3 separate regions of the Homo sapiens genome follow, and all the other regions are linked to region 3. A link is a loop called in an ENCODE intact Hi-C map of the cell type or tissue named here. Cell type or tissue: PC-9. All regions are shown on one strand.

What was found. A loop is a pair of places that touch in the nucleus more often than their neighbours do. Peaks named below come from ENCODE experiments on the same cell type or tissue, not always from the same donor. Only the 100,000 strongest peaks of a DNase experiment are listed, where the experiment ranks them.
Region 1: it touches region 3 in a loop (5-fold over the local background); 3 of 110 quality-filtered maps call a loop at or near these places.
Region 2: it touches region 3 in a loop (8-fold over the local background); 4 of 110 quality-filtered maps call a loop at or near these places.

Annotation. Positions count from the first base shown.
Region 1 is chr15:78,987,765-78,990,264 of GRCh38, reverse strand. It overlaps RASGRF1 (Ras protein specific guanine nucleotide releasing factor 1), which reads left to right. Exons shown (of 27, transcript NM_001145648.3): 22 at 1-76. Among named protein-coding and RNA genes, the nearest start is that of CTSH, 44 kb to the right of the region's middle. In PC-9, no CTCF peak of the experiment used is centred here; a DNase peak (open chromatin) is centred at 1,514; H3K27ac peaks cover 1,372 bases.
Region 2 is chr15:78,930,110-78,932,609 of GRCh38, reverse strand. It overlaps CTSH (cathepsin H), which reads left to right. Exons shown (of 12, transcript NM_004390.5): 6 at 152-238; 7 at 1,104-1,159. Among named protein-coding and RNA genes, the nearest start is that of CTSH, 14 kb to the left of the region's middle. In PC-9, no CTCF peak of the experiment used is centred here; DNase peaks (open chromatin) are centred at 1,519 and 2,479; H3K27ac peaks cover 1,721 bases.
Region 3 is chr15:79,169,252-79,171,751 of GRCh38, reverse strand. No RefSeq gene overlaps it. Among named protein-coding and RNA genes, the nearest start is that of MIR184, 39 kb to the left of the region's middle. In PC-9, no CTCF peak of the experiment used is centred here; a DNase peak (open chromatin) is centred at 1,301; H3K4me3 peaks cover 350 bases; H3K27ac peaks cover 1,987 bases.

The DNA of each region.
Region 1 (2,500 bases), 180 kb after region 3:
CGGACAAGGATGGATGAAACTGGAAAAGAATGAAAGGACCCCTTATATCATGAAAACCACTAAGCACTTCAATGACGTGAGTATGGATGGGAGCGCCTCTCTCACTGGGGTTTTTCTTTGGCAAGACGCTCAAGAGGCTGGGTAGAGAACGGGCTATACACCTGGCTGGAACCAGACTCCTGGGTCCTCTCCAGCCCTGCCACCCCTTGCCATGTGGCCTCGGGCTGGTTGCCTCACCTCAGTCTCAGTCTCTTCTCCTATTAAGTGGGGCTGACCATGGAACAGTCATAGGAGGATTAACTGCGTGGTCATCTAAAGACATTCAGCCCAGCATTGGCTCGCTGTGAGCCCTCACCCAGAACTTGTGATTCCTAAGTGGGGGTTACTCCTCGGAGCAGGGTTTTTGCGGAGTCTGTGGCAAAGAGAACAGAAGGGAATGAAGGATTAGAAGGAAAGGAATGAAGACCTTGCTATGCTTCCTATTTTTAAACCTCATCTCAGTATTAGCAACAAGCAATATTTGGCTGGACAATGGCAGACAGCTTCCCTCTAATTCATACATTATCCAGAACCCTCGGAATCTCCTAAGGTTTTGGCTGTTTCAGCTACTCTGGCAATGATGTCCCACTCGCTGCCCCTCTTCTTGCCTTTCTTGTGGTAAGATGGTCTTTTGGGATAACACTAAAGAGAATGTTTAATTCTCTTTAATGTTAGGAGGCCACAGTGCTGAGCGAATGTTTAATTAAACATTCTCTTTAATGTTAGAAGGCCACAGTGCTGAGCGAATGTTTAATTAAACATTCTCTTTAATGTTAGGAGGCCACAGTGCTGGGCGAGACTAAGGCTCCTGAATCTCCCTGGCTAGGATCAGGATGGCCCAATATCCAGCTCCTCCAGCCCCCTTCTCTAGACCTCCCAGCCCCAGCTTTCCTGGGGAAGAACTGTTGAGATGGGACCAAGCACTGGACCTGCAAACTGGCCTGGCATAAGCAGCTCAAAGGGCCTGGACTGACTCTGATTGGCACACTAAGTTCAGATGGGTGCATCACACACCCCCAGCTCCCAGAATCCCTCCTCAGAGAAACATGGGAGCAGCAGAGAACTGGGGGGCAGACAGGTCCCAGAGCCTTCTGAGGCACAATTCACATCCACAGGGAGCATTTGCAATGTTCTTTAATAAGAATATCCACTGCCCCCTAACCGGGTGCCTACCTTGTGCCTAGCACTGAGCTTTTTGTGCATAGTAATCTCATTGAAAGCTCACATCAACTAAAAGATGGGGGCTGTCCTCACATTTTTAGGTACAAAGAAACCAAGACTCTGGAAGGGCAAATGCTGAGGTCTCCTAACTGGTGTGTGGTAGCTCATGGCTTCCATTGCTACACAGTGCAAATCAGCTGTGTGAGGAAAAAAAAAAAAAAAAAACTCCCTCCCAGCAACTTCCCCACATGTGTGCAAGTTCCAACCCCTGAACCACAGAGCCGGGTCCACTCCCAGCCTCGTGACAGCCCTGAGAACAGTTGCACTCAGCATCCTCATTCTTCTGAGTTTAATCATCAACACGAGGAAAGAGCCTTTGAGGGCCGGTGGTGGGAGCACATGATTCCACTTGCCCTGACCACCTTGGCCAGGGCCACATCCTACCAACCCCAGCCGCCAGCACACCATATCCTGGGAGGATCCTCAGCAGCCTAGAAGAAACAAGAAAGACCCAGAGATTGCAGCTCAGGGGAGGAGCCCTTTGGGGCCTCCTAGGCCTGGGCACCCAGTGGTTCCTGCAGTGAGCACAGCAGCAGAAAGGAGACTCGTGTGCCTCTCAGGAGAGAAAGAGGGACAGAGACCAAGCCTCGGGAAACATAACCTGACAGAGGCCTGATCCAACCACACCTTACAGCACCAGGCAACAAATCACTGTCCCCTCCCTTCCCTGTCCCACTGTGTGCCCAGGAGTCGAGCAAGTGAAAGACAAGAATATGAAGTGAGCATTCACTGAGTGTTCACCCCATGCTAGACGCTGTGCTTCAAAAGCATCATCTCATTTAATCCTGCCATGCCCACTTTGTGGATGAAGAAACTGAGGCTTGAGGAGGGGAAATTTCATCCCCAACATTACACAGCAGAGTACAATTTTGAACGCACACGGTCTACTTCAGAAGCTGCCCTTGTAACGACCTGGCATTTGGCCATCTCTGTTCAAATCCACCATTTGGTTCTGATACACAGGATGTGTGCTGGCACAACAATGATTTTCCTCGTCTCTCCCTGGCACAGTTCTATTTGCTGTTTTCTGGTCCTTTTGCCTTTAATTTCTTTGTCCTCTTAACTGGTACTGGCCAGGATCTTCAGGACCATGGCCAAGCTGGGGTACTGGTGTAAGGCAAGCAAGGTTCCCAGAGAGCAAAATCGAAGGAGCTACTCGCCCTTCTGCACTTGTACCCCACACCTCAACTGCCTCACCCTAGTCCCGTCTCTCTCCACAACAGCATGGAATGGACATGGT
Region 2 (2,500 bases), 240 kb after region 3:
GAATGAATGGATCTGGAACAGGGCTTGGTAAACTGCCAAGGCACCTGGGGACTCGGGAGCTCTGGCAGGGTCAGCAGAGGAAGGCAGAAGGCAGGGCTGTCTCACGGCGTCCCCATCACTGATGTCCTCTGCTCTCCCCTGGCCTTTCCAGGGTGCCTGCGGCAGTTGCTGGACTTTCTCCACCACTGGGGCCCTGGAGTCTGCGATCGCCATCGCAACCGGAAAGATGCTGTCCTTGGTAAGAAATCAGCCACAGGCGACCCCCTGCGGAGGACACCCCATCCTGATGTGGGCCAGGCCTGGGCCTTTGGTTTCCCTGGAGCATTGGCTAAGGGTGCTGTTTCAGGTGGACCCAGATGCCCCAGCCTTGTGGACATCTGGCATGAGAATCTCAATTGATGCTTTTCCCGGGAAGGATCTGAGTTTATTAAGGAACCGGCCCAAGGGCTCATTCCTAGATGGATCTGGGTGGTCCTTAGCTTGACAGCCTGGAGCCTTCCCGGCGGAGGGGTTCAGAAAGGCGGAGCCTGCCTGGTGGGTAGCCAACTAGGAGCTACACCCTTCCCAGCAGCCTCAGTTGTCTTCATGAGGGAAGAGCCGGGACCTATGCATCCATCCCCTCGCCCACAAGAGACGGATGATGCCCCTGAAGGAACTATCCTAGCCCCTGCCTCTGTGGAGAAAGGAGGGACAGTGCACAGCCGGCCTGGTGATGCCATGAGGACCCTGGGTTGTGGACAGGTGGGGGTAGGGTCTCTGGCTGGGCCTGTTTCCCCCATCCTATACACCGCTGTGGGACCCCACACTCTGCATCGTATGGGCACACCTACGGGGCAGGGGTTTGGACCCAACAGCCCTTGCCCCCTCTCACCTTCCCTGGCTGCCCCTGCTTACTGAGCCCCTCCCGACATGTGCCAGCTGCTGGGCTGGCACTGCAGGACATACAGCAACTGTCCCTGCCCTTGGGGAGTTTATAATTTGGTCACCTTGACACAGCACTGACGGGGCCTCAGATGTGGCTCAGCCAGGGAGGCTTAGCGCCTCACGCCAAAGCCTTGACGGCTTCTCAGCTGGCAGGTCACTGGGTTGTGTCCTTCTTCCAGGCGGAACAGCAGCTGGTGGACTGCGCCCAGGACTTCAATAATCACGGCTGCCAAGGGTACGTCTCTGACCAGAAGGGGCCCAAAACTTCCTCATTTCCCACTGACCGCTTCGACAGGATCCAGTGTGTGCTGGGTCTGCCACAGATATAACCCACCACTGCCCTGGGCGATGGCAAAATGGTCTCTGTTGTACAGGGGTGGTCACCTCACATGGCCAGGTCTCATAGCCAGGACAGGGCAGAGCTGGAATCTGAGTCCAGGCCTCTGTCCTCTCTCCACTGTATCACCTGGCTCTCCACAGTGCGGTTGGCCTCACCCGCCACCAAGGCCTCTGGGAGTGTGGCCAAAAGAATTTAATAGAGTGAGCAACACACCATTACACATCATCCTCCAAACCCGAGATCCACACACAGATACAGGGTTGGCCTTTAGATGAACTCACTAAAGTCCCAGCCTCCCAAGCTCATTGCGCCCTGTGAGGGTGAGGTGGCTGTGTGTAAGGGCTGTACCTTGCCTGGACCTGCTTTCCTGGCCCACTGTAAAGCAGGTTGCCAGGAATTTGCTGACATTTCTACAGTGACTCTAGCCCTCCCTTCATGCAGTGCTCTGAGACATTTCTGTGGTCTTTGCTCACCTGGCACATGGTGTGCATAAAGCCAGGCTCTTGGGGTGCCGTGCCTCGACTCCCCTCCACCTCCCTGGGGCACATCCCTCTCCCAGACCCCAGCCCCTCTGAGCTGGCTCTTCCTCCTGCAGGGAGCCGTGCTGCAGCCAAGTCCTGGGGACCCAGGGGTGACGTCGTAGCCTGCTCTCAGATCCACCATCATGCTCAGTGTCCCCTTACTTTTGGTCTGTTTCCACTCCACAGCTTAGAAACCCAACCCATAACAAGAGTCTGACATTTGGGCACTCTGGGGTCCCACCGTTTTTATTTTTTATTTATTTATTTATTTATTTATTTATTTATTTTTTCTTTTTTTGAGATGGAGTCTCGCTCTGTTGCCCAGGCTGGAGTGCAGTGGCGCGATCTCAGCTCACTGCAAGCTCCGCCTCCCGGGTTCACCCCATTCTCCTGCCTCAGCCTCCCAGGGAGCTGGGATTACAGGCGTGCGCCACCACACCTGGCTAATTTTTGTATTTTTAGTAGAGATGGGGGTTTCACCATGTTGGCCAGGCTAGTCTCGAACCCCTGACCTCAGGTGATCCACCCACCTTGGCCTCCCAAAGTGCTGGGATTACAGGTGTGAGCCACCACATCCAGCCTGTTTTTCAAAGGAGTCTATTTGCTTTGGTTCAGGACAGTACTTCCTTTTCTCATTCATACAACAAATATCACAGAGCACCCGCTGTGTGTAGGCCCTGGGGATACAGCGCTCAGCAGAACTGGAAGAGCGGGC
Region 3 (2,500 bases):
AGACATGTAGACAACCAGAGAACAGGCTTTCAATTTCTCCTTTTAAAATTTGCTCACCTTAGTCTTAAAAGACAAATGCCCTTATGCTGACCCAAGGGAAGGCTGAAAATCGCAGGAGGCCCCCTGCTAAAACGAATCAACACCGGCTAGACCTCCCTCAGGTTCAAGATGAGATCATCCCCTGAAACAGGAAGCATTGCCTCCCACCAGACCAGTCCTCGTGTTTTCTCTGGAACAGGGATGGGGGTGGCCAGCGCAGGGGTCTGCGTTGCAGAGCATCTTTCCCCAAGGGAGCTACAGATATTGCAGGTGCTTAAGTCTTCATGAAGCCTGCGTTCAGCCTGGCCTTCGCAAGGAGACAGGTCCACAGAGCCACAGTACAAATCTCATGCAGAGTGTACAATAACAAAAGAATGCCCCCCCTTCCAGAACTGAAACGTGCATGAACTAAGAGGATTCGTGTAAAGAACCCAGGTCAGAGGCTGTACCATCTCATCTGTGAAATGAGAAGAATAAACAAGAAAAACATTCACCTCCATGGGGAGTTTGAATAGACACATTAATCCCTGGGCATAGGTGCCCAGTACAGATTAGCCCAATTTAAACAAACAAAAAAAATGATGATGTTTCTTCTGCTAAAAAGTGTTTTTATCATTTGTCTCTTTACATTTTGAGATTTTATGTCTAATTCTAAAGCAATCCATATTATTTACCTTTTCTAAAAATTTTTAAACATAAAAACAAATTTTTAACATAAAATATGCTGAGCAGCATTCATTCAAACCAAAATTAAGCACCTTTGTAATCCCACCATTTTGTTTAGTCTATAAAGAAGTGAATGCTTCACCCCTCTCCCAACCCCTCTCCCCACTGGCAACAACTATTAACTCTCTTGTGGTTCCTTCCAGGTCTTTATCTCTGTTTAAATAAATACATGTTGACATATGCAATAGATAAATAATGATCAAAGGCATTCTAAGTATCTTCCTTATGTAAGAAAGAATAATAAGCATGTTAAATAAGAAGAAAAAATTATAATGTTTTAAAATATAAAAGATAGGGCACCCTATCAGTGGACTGACCCTGCACAGCTGCCTCCTGCCCTGTGCCCTGGGTCAGTGGGCAGCCAGGGCTGCAGGGAGTGGCTGTGACTCAGTCTGACCACTGACCCAGGCAGACAGGGGAATGCAGGCAGGAAATGTCAGGCGCCCATCAGGGGAATGGGGCTTATCGATGTGGCATCGGCACCTGCCTCTGGGGAGCTTCAAGAAGTGCTCTGCATGGAGCTGACAGGTCCATTAGTTGTCAGTTCTGGCCATATCTTACTGGACTGGCAATGCAGCCCACAGCCAGCTGGAAGACACGCCCAGATAACACGATCCTGCAGGGTGTAACAGGACATCGTGCCTTTGCTGGCAGTCATAATAAATACCAATTGCTGAGTAATGACAACACAGGGTGTTTTTGCTGGTATTCCTATTTAACCCCCTCACAACACTCCTGAAAGATAGCTTTGATTGACTCCACTTGTAAATGAGGAAACCGAGGCTCAGAGGAGTGAAGTTACCAGCCCAAGATCACAGGAGGAGGGAGAAAGCCCACATTTTCATCACATTCCCTATGGTCAGAGGAGCAGTTCATGGTCTCATACTCTTCATGTTACCCCACATGAAAGAAAATTTTCTCCCCACTTGACAGAGGAGGAAATTGAGACTGAGAGAAGTCAAAATCTGTATCCTTCCAATCAGAAAAGCCCTATTCTTCCCTTCTGGGGCCCAGCGTGGAGGTGGTGCTGGGAAATTCTGAGAAGGGCAGGTTGCATAACATCCTTGTTCTCCGCCAAAAGCTGCAAACACCCACTTACCCCATTCACGAATCTGGGCAATGAGTAGTGGGAGTCAGGGAAAGATATTTTAAAAAATTATCTTCAGTCAGGGAATTTCACAGTATAATTATATAGTGAGGACACCAAATTAGCAGAAAGAAGGGACTGCCAGATGCAGCAGCCACACACCACTGCCTACATCCCCATGTTCACAGCCGGCTCACAGCCTCTGGGGTGGGCTGGGGAACTCTCCCTCTAGATCCTAAATACACATGACTCTTTAACTGATAGAAAGATATCACTGGAAGACTCCACAAAGACCATCAACCCCAATCCCCTCACCTTACACTTAGGGAAACTGAGGTCCCATAAGAGAAGCTGTGTGTTTGAAGTCACTCCCTGATAGGCTCAGGACTAAGGGCCAGTCCCCTAGCTCCAGCCCCTGCCTCCAGACCCACCCAGCTCCTTGGAGCCAAGAGACAGAAATAAACCATGCTTGGGCTTTTAGAGTCCAAAATAAATGCATGTACAGCTCTTTGCATTGTTACCATGGTTATAGATAACAAGGGCTGTGGCAAAGCACAGCAAATTAGTTAATGATGAGAGAGAAACTTCCAACAGTGACACGTTCTGCATGAACAAACTGCTTTCCTGATTCAGTGGCAGGCTGGACCC